Linked DNA regions of Homo sapiens: region 1 is linked to region 2. A link is a loop called in an ENCODE intact Hi-C map of the cell type or tissue named here. Cell type or tissue: PC-3. All regions are shown on one strand. Each heading gives the region's core, and the rest is flanking DNA. Links, peaks and the distances in the headings are about the cores only.

Region 1 (5,386 bases), core at 83-5,082, 110 kb after region 2:
ATCTGTCCATCTTTCTATCTGAAATCTACAAAGATTAATTGCCACAATGATGCTCATCAAATGATAATGAAGTTTCTTGTTAGTGACGTATCAGGTAATTATTTACTTATTTATTTAGTTGAGCTTTCTTGTTAATTGAATATGTCAAATGAATATAATTTATTTTCATAAAAATAATATTTTAAATACATAAGTAAACATATATGTGCATAGTCTTGTACACTCTTGAATTATTTCTCGTAGGAATTAATTTCATTAAGTTTTTCATAAAATAATTTCATAAATAAATTAATTTCTTGGAATTCATTCTTGTAGGAATTTGAGATTATTGCAAATTAAGGGCAGGATACAGTTGGAAATGAGACATAAATTCTGAGTAAGGGAGCCAAATGATCACCCCTGTCCCACATGTGGTTGCAGATTTGCAAATATGTTTTAGGTGGGGGTAGGGTTCAAAAGCCAACCTACTGATGCTATAGTGACTTGTGTTGTTATGGGAGCAGACTCTAAGATGAGATGCTGCTTAAGGGGAATTTTTGCTTAAAGGAAACTAAGGAAACCTTCATTAAAGTTTATTTTAAAAAGAGAGGCTTCTCTTCAATCCTGCATCTTTTGTTTTGTTTTGTTTTTTTGTGTTTTTTTTTTGAGACAGGGTTTTGCTTTGTTGCCCAGGCAGGAGTGCAGTAGCACAATCATAGCTCACTGCATCATCAAACTCCTGGGCTTAAGTGATCCTCTTGCCTCAGTCTCCTAAGTAGCCAGGACTATGCGTGCATGCCACTACACCCAGAAAATTTATATATATATGTTTTTTTCTTTCTAGAGATGGGGATCTTGCTATATTGCCCAGGTTGGTCTCAAACTCCTGAGCTCAAGCAACACTTCCACCTCTGCCTGCCAAAGTGCTAGTGTAGCAGGACAAGCCACAGACAAAAACCCCTCAGACACCGAGTTAAAGAAGGAAGGGGTTTGTTTGGCCGGGAGCATCGGCAAGACTCCTGTCTCAAGAGCCGAGCTCCCTGAGTGAGTAATTCCTATCCCTTTTAAGGGCTCACAACTCTAAGGGGGTCAGCTTGAGAGGGTCGTGATCATTTGAGCAAGCAGGGGGTACATGACTGGGGGCTGCATGCACCAGTAATTAGAACAGAACAGAATAGGACAGGGATTTTCACAGTGCTTTTCTATGCAATATCTGTAATCTATAGATAACATAACTGATTAGGTCAGGGGTTGATGTTTAACTACCAGGCCCAGGGTGTGGTGCTGGGCTGTCTGCTTGTGGATTTCATTTCTGCCTTTTAGTTTTTACTTCTTCTTTCTTTGGAGGTAGAAATTGGGCATAAGACAATATGAGGGGTGGTCTCCTCCCTTATATCCTCCCCATTTGAGACTCTCACTCAATAGTGGGAGTTCTCACTTTCATTTTTACTACCCATGTCTTCTTGCAAGACGGATCAATAGTGATTCATATAGTACACTTGTGCTGAAGCATTTTGGTGAACTAAAGTAGCGATGAAGCTTTTTATCATTTGAAGAAGTACAGGTAGCAAACAAGGGAGCAGTAAGCAGGTTCCTATTACTATTATAACTCTTATTATAAGAGTTTTAAATCCTCCTAGTGCTGGGAACCATTTTCCAAACATGGCCCCAGGATCAAATCCATGCCACACTTGCACGGGCATGTGTGCCAGTTTTGTCATATCTCTAACTATGTCTTCAACTACTTGCCCTTGATCATCTATGTGTAGACAGCAATTAGTAAGGTTAAATTTCCCACAGACCCCTCCTTCAGCTGCTAGCAAGTAGTCAAGGGCCAATCTATTTTGACAGATAGCATTTCTCATCTGAGTTTCTTGCCGGGCCAGAATAGTCAAGGCTCTGCCGGTTTTATTAGTGATTATTTCTAAGACAGCTTGTAACTGTATGATTCGGTTGATCATGTAAATGGGGGTCCAGTATCCCCACGAGCCAACTTGTGCCCAAGTAGCAGGCCCATAATATTGTATGATTCTCTCAGGGGGCCATTCATTATCTTTCTAATTTTTTATAGCTATGCTTCTCTTTTCACGGAAAGCATAGACAGGGAAGCCCAGGAATTTGCCTGTTTTTATGGGCAGTAGGAAGAAAGATGGTTTAATAGTTTCAATAACACAACTACCTGCCCACTGGTAGTTGTATTATTGGAAGCTGTATGCCCACATATCCAGTATAATGCCGTGGGGGCTGTCCAGTCCCAGTGGGACTCCGGGTGGGTCCACACGATTTGCAGCTTTGGAAATTTACTAAATGGATTCCTCTCTGTGTGATTTGAGCTCCACCAAGTGACTGTTTTTGTGGTACCATTATACAGTTTCTGTCCCAGACAACTAAGTCATCCTACGGGGTGAGTGAATTTTTTTCCTTCTCTAGCTATGCAATATTGTCCAGTAATTGAGGGTTTTAGGACCCAGAAATTATCAGGGTAATTCTTTTGAGCCAGGAATTCATCAGGAACTGGGTCTACAGGTACTAATTCTCGGGCTTTCCATGGCCATTGATATCCTGTTACGGTTCCTCCACAGACATAACATGAAGTGACATTGAGAGGCTGGGCTACACACTCGGCTAGTTGCAAAAACAAATTTCTTGTTTTTCCTGGAATTTCTGGTACTGGCACATTTAGTTCATCATAGAAAGTTTGAAACACTGGCTCAGGAGAGCGTTCGTAAACTTCTCCTCCTCGAACCAAGATATTTACTCGAGGATCCAGTCTGGCCCTGTCGATTCCTAAGGTCACACGCTCCCCTTTTTTCCAGTGAGGATTAAGGGGATTGGTTATCACTAGCTCTAAGGGGTTACATTGTCCCTTAGTACAGGAAGGGTCATTCTTTCCTTTCTGAAGGTGGACTGGATCCTTTTCATTTTTTTATCCAAGTGGCCCAAATGACACAAGACCAGTATCCACATTCATTTCCACACAGTCCTAATTCATGACAAATGTACTTATTTTTGGTCATATAGCCTTTTTCCCAACTAAAATGGCCACATCCCCTTCCTAGCTTATTGCTATTAATGATAGCACAGGCATCAAATTTCAAGATTATGCGTTTGGGCACCCCTTTTTCTTCTGTTCTGGCTAATACTTTACTTGTATCATTTATGAGTCCCCACCAGTCTTCAGTCCTTAATCTTATTTCAAAAACAGTGGACATGGGAGGCTCAGAGGGGTCATAACACACATCTGGTCTGTCGTTTCCTGGGCTACATACCTGTACTGAGTGTCATTATATAAACATGTTCCTTTTAAAGTTCCTAGGCATTCATAGTAACTATAGAACAGAATAATTGTTTTAACTTGTTGCCCTACCTCGGTAACCTGATGTATACACTGAGAGCAGTCCTCCATGCAGGGAAAATCAGTGGAAGTGTCTACTATACAAGTCCAAATTATAAGGAAAATGAATCCCATGATAATTTTCCTCATGCTTCGGCTGTGCATAGACCAGTCAGCTTCTGGGTGTGACTGGAGCAGGGCTTGTCGTCCTCCTCAGAGTCACTTTGCAGGGGTTGTCCGGGCTCGGTTTTGCCTTCCAGGTTTCAGCGGCTGCAGGTTTCACACGGCTGTGGTGGATCCAGGGTGGGATTCCTTCTACCTTTACAGCTGTGGGGGTGTTCAGGATGATGGTCTGAGGTCCTTTCCACCGTGGCCGCAAAGGGGCTACATTCCAGTCCTTGATTCATACGCGATCACCTGGAGAGAAAGGGTGAACTGGGGAGAATAAGCTGATGGGACACCTCTCATTTACCCAAGTTGAGATTGTTTGTGTAATTTTTCCTAAAGCCTGTAGCTGTCGCTGTAATTCAATTCACCTAACTCTTGGGAAGTGCCTGGAAGCTCTCCTAGTATAGGAGGAGGCCTATGATACAGTATTTCTTAAGGGGAGTATCCTGTTTTCTTAGAAGGAGTGCATCTAATTTTAAACAATACCATAGGAAGGGCCTGTATCCACTTTAATCCTGTTTCCTGACATACTTTCCCTAAACTATTTTTGATAGTCCGATTCATTCGCTCCACCTTTCCGGAACTCTGAGGTCAGTAGGCGGTATGTAGCTTCCAAGTGATTCCTAATGCCTTTGCTGTCTTCCGTACCAAGTGAGCCACAAATGCCGGCCCGTTATCTGAGCTGATTCATAAGGGCAGTCCAAACCTAGGAATAAGATCTTGGAGAAGCACATGGGTTACCTTGTAGGGCTTTTCAGTTCGTGTTGGATAAGCCTCCACCCACCCAGAGTAAGTACACGTAAGAACCAGCAAATACTTGTTACCTCCACATTTTGGCATTTCTGTGAAATCCACCTGAAGATCCTCAAAAGGAGCTGCTCCATAAGCTTGTATGTGGGGCGAAACAGTGGGGCTTTGCCTCGCATTGTGCTGTCGGCATGTAATGCACAGTTGTGCTACTGCTTTGGCAAAGGCTGGCAAGTGTGAGACGTAGAAGTACCGGCCTAACAATTCTTCAAGTGACTCTTGCCCTAGGTGAGTGGTTTCGTGCATGGCCAATACGACTGTGGCTCCCAGCAACTGCAGCACAGCTACCCTCCCATCTGGCAGTCTGATTCATCCTCCTTTTATTACTTGCCCCCTGTCTGGGTGGAAGAAGTCTTTTTCTTCCTTAGAATAGGTATGTACCAGGTCAGGTGTTTGAGGGAGTAAGGGGGCTGCTATCGATGCCCAGTAAGGGGTAGATGCTGCTTTTTGAGCTTCTGAATCAGGTCGAGAGTTTCTTAAGGCCACTGAGGTGGAGGCTCGCTGGTGTCCCCTGCAGTGCATGACTGCCACCTTCTGAGGTTTCCACACTGCCTCTAATAATTGTAGAATTTACTGTTGATATTTTATGTCCTTTCCCCCAGAGTTTAACAGGCCCTTTTCCTTATATAATGCTCCATGCACTTGGAGGGTTAGAGAGGCATATCCAGAGTCAGTGTAGATGTTTACAGTCTTACCTTCACTGAGTTCTACAGCCCGAGTTAAAGCAATGAGCTCAGCCTTCTGGGCTGAAGTGCCCTGTAGCCACAGTTTGGCTTTAATGACAGCATCCAAAGTTACCACCGCATATCCTGCACATCTTTCTCCTTGTGAGTTGATGAAGCTGCTCCCGTCCATGTATAACTCCCAGTCTACTGATGATGCCCATGGCTGGTCCCGAAGGTCAGGTCTGCTAGAATAGACTGAGTCCAACACCTCTACACAGTTATGCTCGCCCGGGCTCTCTGATACTGGGAGCAGGGTGGTGGGATTTAGGGTGTTACAGACTTCAATAGTTATGTGGGGATTTTCACATGGCAAGCTTTGGTACTTGGTTAATCTAGCATTTGTTAGCCAATGATGTCCTTCGGTAGTCATCAA
Region 2 (5,386 bases), core at 186-5,185:
CAAGAAAAACATGAGATAATTTTAAAAATATACCAATAAGTGTGATAACATTTTCAGGCTGTTGGCTTAGAGTAAAAGGTATGAATCCAGGAATATGGACATCAGAATTTCCTAAACAAGTGTGGAGGGTAGCTAGAGAGTATGAATGAAAATTAGATGAACCAAATGATAGTATCTTATCTGTGCAATAAATCTGTGTACATTCCCTCTAATTTGAAGTCTAATGTCTCTGTGTAAGGTGTCACAATTAACCCCTATTAATCTATCCATCCATCCATCCATCCATCCATCCATCCATTCATCTACTCATCCTTTAATCAAAGTACATATTGAATACTTGGTATAACTCAGGTACAAAAATATGCAGAAATTTACCCAGAAAGCAAATATACCTGGAAACTCAGACATTTTTTCCAGAGTTCTCTCTTCTTCCTACCTTCCATATTCAGTTTCCCAGTCTCACGGGTTTTACGTCCTTAGTTGTATTAGATTACGTTCCCTTTTTCTTTATTCCTACTAACACCAACTGGTCCAGCTCCTCACCACTTACCAAACAGAATACGATACTATTCTGTAAATCAGAGTATATGACTCTTCAAGGAGGAAGCACAGATCAGACATGGGAGTGTTTTTAATGAGAGTAGACTTTGGATCCCAGCTATCTGAAGTTCTTGGAAAAGAAGAGGTAGCAGTGGCAGATAGAGAGAAGGAAAGCATTGGCCTAGACATAACTTTTGTAGCAGTATTTGACTTATTTCGTCCTACTCCCTTTACATTCTGCTTTTTATGGCCTATAATTACTTTTCAAAGAAGGGACTATCTGTATGTTAAATTGGTAACTCATAGAAGTTAAAAGGTTGCTGTAAATGAGTACCTGTCCATATTCACTTTTTTTTAAACCTACTCTTTCTTTAGGGAGGGATAGAATTAGAAAATGTTTTCCTAGTGAGCACTAGAAGAAAGAATAGGTGCTACTGAAGGAGAAGAGATAATAATGAAGAAGTTGGAGATCCTGAAGACAAACATCCAAACTTCAAATTCGATTATTTTGATTCATACTGATTGTCATTATTTTCTAAAGAAAAAATTGGTTTGTGTCTGGTTCTTCTGAGATAATACTGCTTAAACCATGGTATAAACTATGAGTATAAGAACTTACTGGCATCTTGATGCTGGAAACTAATAAGCCAGATGTACTGGAAACTAATAAGTCATATATATATATATATATTTATATTTCAAAACAGTCTATAAATCGAAGTATTTTTGAAAGCTCATAGGAGACCCCATTTAGAACAATAGAGCCAGACTACAACTTTGAGAGAGTGAGGTTTTACTTTTCAGCAGGGATGTCGAATCTTTTGGCTTCCCTGGATTACATTAGAAGAGGAAGAATTGTGTTGGGCCACACATAAAATACGCTAATACTAATGATAGCTGATGAGCTAAAAAAAATCGCAAAAAAAAAAATCTCAGAATGTTTTAAGAAAGTTTACGAATTTGTGTAGGGCCACATTCAAAGTTGGCAGCCTGCTGGTTGGACAAGCTTGCTATTCAGTATGGGTGTCAATGTCCTAGATCCCCCAAACAGGATATTGCAATTTAAACAATTCCCTTGGGGAAAGGGAAATAGTCATGTTGTTATTCTTTAACCATGGACAAGCTTTGAAATAACTGAATAGGGTATTCAGAAACCTAATGAACTATGCTGTAAATACTATTGAAACTTCAGTTTCAAGGTGGGACATGGTTATTACGCAGTATTTTCTCAAGGGCATGCAAGGACACTAAAAATCTCCACTGCTATGTGTGTTCCATATGCATACTGGATTTTAAAATACCACAAGGGGTTTGGATGTGTAGGTAGGTAATCAAGAGGCAGCAGTGTGAACTACTTTTAAAAGTAGTTGCATTATGGACAAATATATAATTATATGTCGCCCAGGCTGGAGTTCAGTGGTGCATTATGGCTCATTGCAGCTGAGAAATCCTGAGCTTAAGCAATCCTCCTGCTTCAGCCTCCCAAAGTGCTGGGATTACAGTTGTGAGCCACCGCATTTAGCCTATATGTTCCTTGTCATGTGAAAAATTCTATAGTTTTGTTTATTTTTGAGCAGATAGTTTTCTGTTTCTTTTGAAAAGCATGAGAAATCTGATTCAATCTTATTTCAAAATGGGTTGATTTTTTTCGATAGTGATAAAGACATACTCATAAAATATAAGCTGAGAATTTGAAATGTGTATGTAGTAATATATTACTTTTCTGCAGACTTCTGGGAAGAGAAGCCTGAAAGTCAAAATAACACATTAAGTGAATGGAGGAAACTAGTGAGAAGAGCTGCTGTGGATGTTTCATTTGAATGCTTTATTTAAAGATCTCTTCTACAGCTATAGGAGCTTATTGGACGACAACACAAAGGCTGGTGATGTGACACCCCCTGCTGACCTGCGGGAGAATGCTATGTCGTTATCCTTGAGCATTTACTCCCAAGTCTCCAGGCCTTTTCCATCAGTTATTATGACTGATGATATGCTATGTTTCTTCATCTCAGATTACAAGGAAAATTGGTAATTTCAGGAAAGCTTAGAAGTTGGTTTGAGAAGTTGGCCCATTCTTATCTTTTACTCTTAGCTTTTATAACATCAAAGCAATTCCAGTAATGAATGTGTTGTCTTGGAATTATGTCGTCAGTCTTGGATTATACTAAATTATTTAGGCCAATTATATTAGATCAATTTTACAGACACAGAAACTAAGGTTAGTAAACAAGATAGATGAAATGATATATGCTAAATACAGTGAAATTCGTTTTTTATTTGTTGGGTTTTTGTTTATTGTTTTGACAGTCAGATTAGTGGGGTTGGTATACACTCACGTCTCTAGAGAATCTAAGAGCCTTTTCTATTTTTCCAATGCCTATAAGTAGGGACCAAAGACCAAAAGTGGTCTCTTTCTGGCCGCTTCCAGAAGGGAACGTCAGACCCAATAGCATTTCTGATAACTGTTGGCTTAGAATTTGATCCAGCTTTGGGTCTTCTAATGGACAAAGATGTGAGATCATTTTCTGTCCTTTTAAATTCTTGTGTTAATTCTCTAAAGCTCCTAAAACTTAGTGATTTGCATTACGCAACACTTGAAGAAAGTGGCAAAGCTGGAGCTACAATTTGATTCTAAGTTTACATAAACTTGAGAATAGGAACCAGATCTTCCTAAAAGTGCTATATCGCCAAGTAGGAATAATTTTTGCTAAAATTTTTGGTAAATTTCTTTGCCAATTGAGGAATTTGTGTTAAAGTCCCACAAAAATGTTGACTTTATTATAGATTGCCAGTGCATATCATTTAAAAGTAAATATTTTAGATCTCAAGTTACTGAAAGCCATTTATTCAATGTATTCTGTTGAAAAATATTTTAATATTATAGTCCCTCCTCTATTCTCTCTTCCTTCATTTGGGACACATTCATGTTTCTTATCAAAGAAAAAGAGATGCTAAATTCAGATTAAGTATCTCGGCACTTACTCAGATAAAGTAACTCAGCACTTGGAGTAGCAGCTGGCACATGGGAAGGGACCATAAGCATTAGCTATCATCAGAAGGCTCTAAAGCAGTAGTTCTAAGAAGGTGACACGTGGATACCTGGGCAGTCTGCAAAATCTTATCAGGAGGTTCATAAGGCAAAATATCTTCATAATATTTAGGTATTATTTGCCTTGCCATCATTATTTACCATCGCTAGTAGTCACTGGACTCTTTATTAGAAGTACTGGTGCCAGTTTTAGTAGTCATTGCATATTTACCACCACACAATATCAATTAAAAGAAAAGAATAGGATGCTCGTGAGAGCCAGCCATGGTGGCTCACGCCTGTAATCCCAGCACTTTGGGGAGGCTGAGGTGGGAGGATCGCTTGAGCCCAGGAGATTGAAACCAGCCTGAGCAACATAGTGAGACCTTATATCTATATATATATTTTTTAATTTAGCTGGGCCTGGTAGTGTGCACCCATAGCCCAGGAGTTTGAGGGCTGCAGTGGGCTGTGATTGTGACACTGCAGTCCAGAAGTCAGCCTGGGCAACAAAGCAAGACCCTGTCTGAAACAAAACAAAACAAACAAACATAAAAAACGAAAGAAAGAAAAAAAATGCCCTTGAGAACTACTAAAAATTAGTAACATTATTAAATCCCAACTGTTGAGTACATATCTTTTTAATATTCTGTGTGATGGAAGGGAAGAATGCATGAAACACTTGCGTCACACTAAAGCATGGTGCTGTTTTTAGGAAAAGCATGTATGTAATTGAGCTGTGAGCCATCTTTTATGAAATACCATTTTGAAAGACCAAGTGACAGACAAACTATGGTTATTTAGACTTTAGTATTTGGCAGACATTTTCTCAAAAAATAATGGAATGAGTCTGTTGTCACCTCAAGGAAACAACTAACAGGATTTGTTGCCAATAATAACATTTGAGGTTTCACATGAAAGTTAGAATATTGAGAAACTTCCAATATTCCAATATCTTCCACTATGGTCTTGATAGTTTTTAAATACTTAAAGACTTTCCTGATGAAACTAGTAGTGATATTATCAAACATGATGTTTCATTTTCTGTAATAAAATGTGTAATTTCTCTTATTCAAGCAGCAGAGACAGAAAACAAAAGAACCTGAAATAAATGAAATATGTCAATATTTTAAAGAGTTACATAACTAAACGAACCAATGTTTTTCTTTTTTAAAAAATTTTATTATTATTATACTTTAAGTTTTAGGGTACATGTGCACAATGTGCAGGTTTGTTACATATGTATACATGTGCCATGTTGGTGTGCTGCACCCATTAACTCGTCATTCAGCATTAGGTATATCTCCTAATGCTATCCCTCCCCTCTTCCCCCACCCCACAACAGGCCCCGGTGTGTGATGTTTCCCTTCCTGTGACCATGTGTTCTCATTGTTCAATTCCCACCTATGAGTGAGAACATGTGGTGTCTGGTTTTTTGTCCTTGCGATAGTTTGCTGAGAATGATGGTTTCCAGCTTCATCCATGTCCCTACAAAGGACATGAACTCATCATTTTTTATGGCTGCATAGTATTCCGTAGTGTATATGTGCCACATTTTCTTAATCCAGTCTATCATTATTGGACATTTGGCTTGGTTCCAAGTCTTTGCTATTGTGAATAGTGCCGAAATAAACATACGTGTGCATGTGTCTTTATAGCAGCATGATTTATAATCCTTTGGGTATATACCCAGTAATGGGATGGCTGGGTCAAATGGTATTTCTAGTTGTAGATCCCTGAGGAATCGCCACACTGACTTCCACAATGGTTGAACTAGTTTACAGTCCCACCAACAGTGTAAAAGTGTTCCTATTTCTC

Evidence for each region. Peaks named below come from ENCODE experiments on the same cell type or tissue, not always from the same donor. Only the 100,000 strongest peaks of a DNase experiment are listed, where the experiment ranks them.
Region 1: a loop joins it to region 2, with 10 times the contacts of the local background. A loop is called at or near these places in 1 of 110 quality-filtered maps.

Annotation. Positions count from the first base shown.
Region 1 is chr1:186,913,463-186,918,848 of GRCh38, forward strand. All of the region lies in intron 7 of PLA2G4A (phospholipase A2 group IVA), which reads left to right. Among named protein-coding and RNA genes, the nearest start is that of PLA2G4A, 87 kb to the left of the region's middle. In PC-3, for the core only: CTCF peaks have their summits at 2,281 and 3,840; no DNase peak of the experiment used is centred there.
Region 2 is chr1:186,804,239-186,809,624 of GRCh38, forward strand. No RefSeq gene overlaps it. Among named protein-coding and RNA genes, the nearest start is that of PLA2G4A, 22 kb to the right of the region's middle. In PC-3, for the core only: a CTCF peak has its summit at 2,451 (motif pointing left); a DNase peak (open chromatin) is centred at 2,433; H3K27ac peaks cover 415 bases.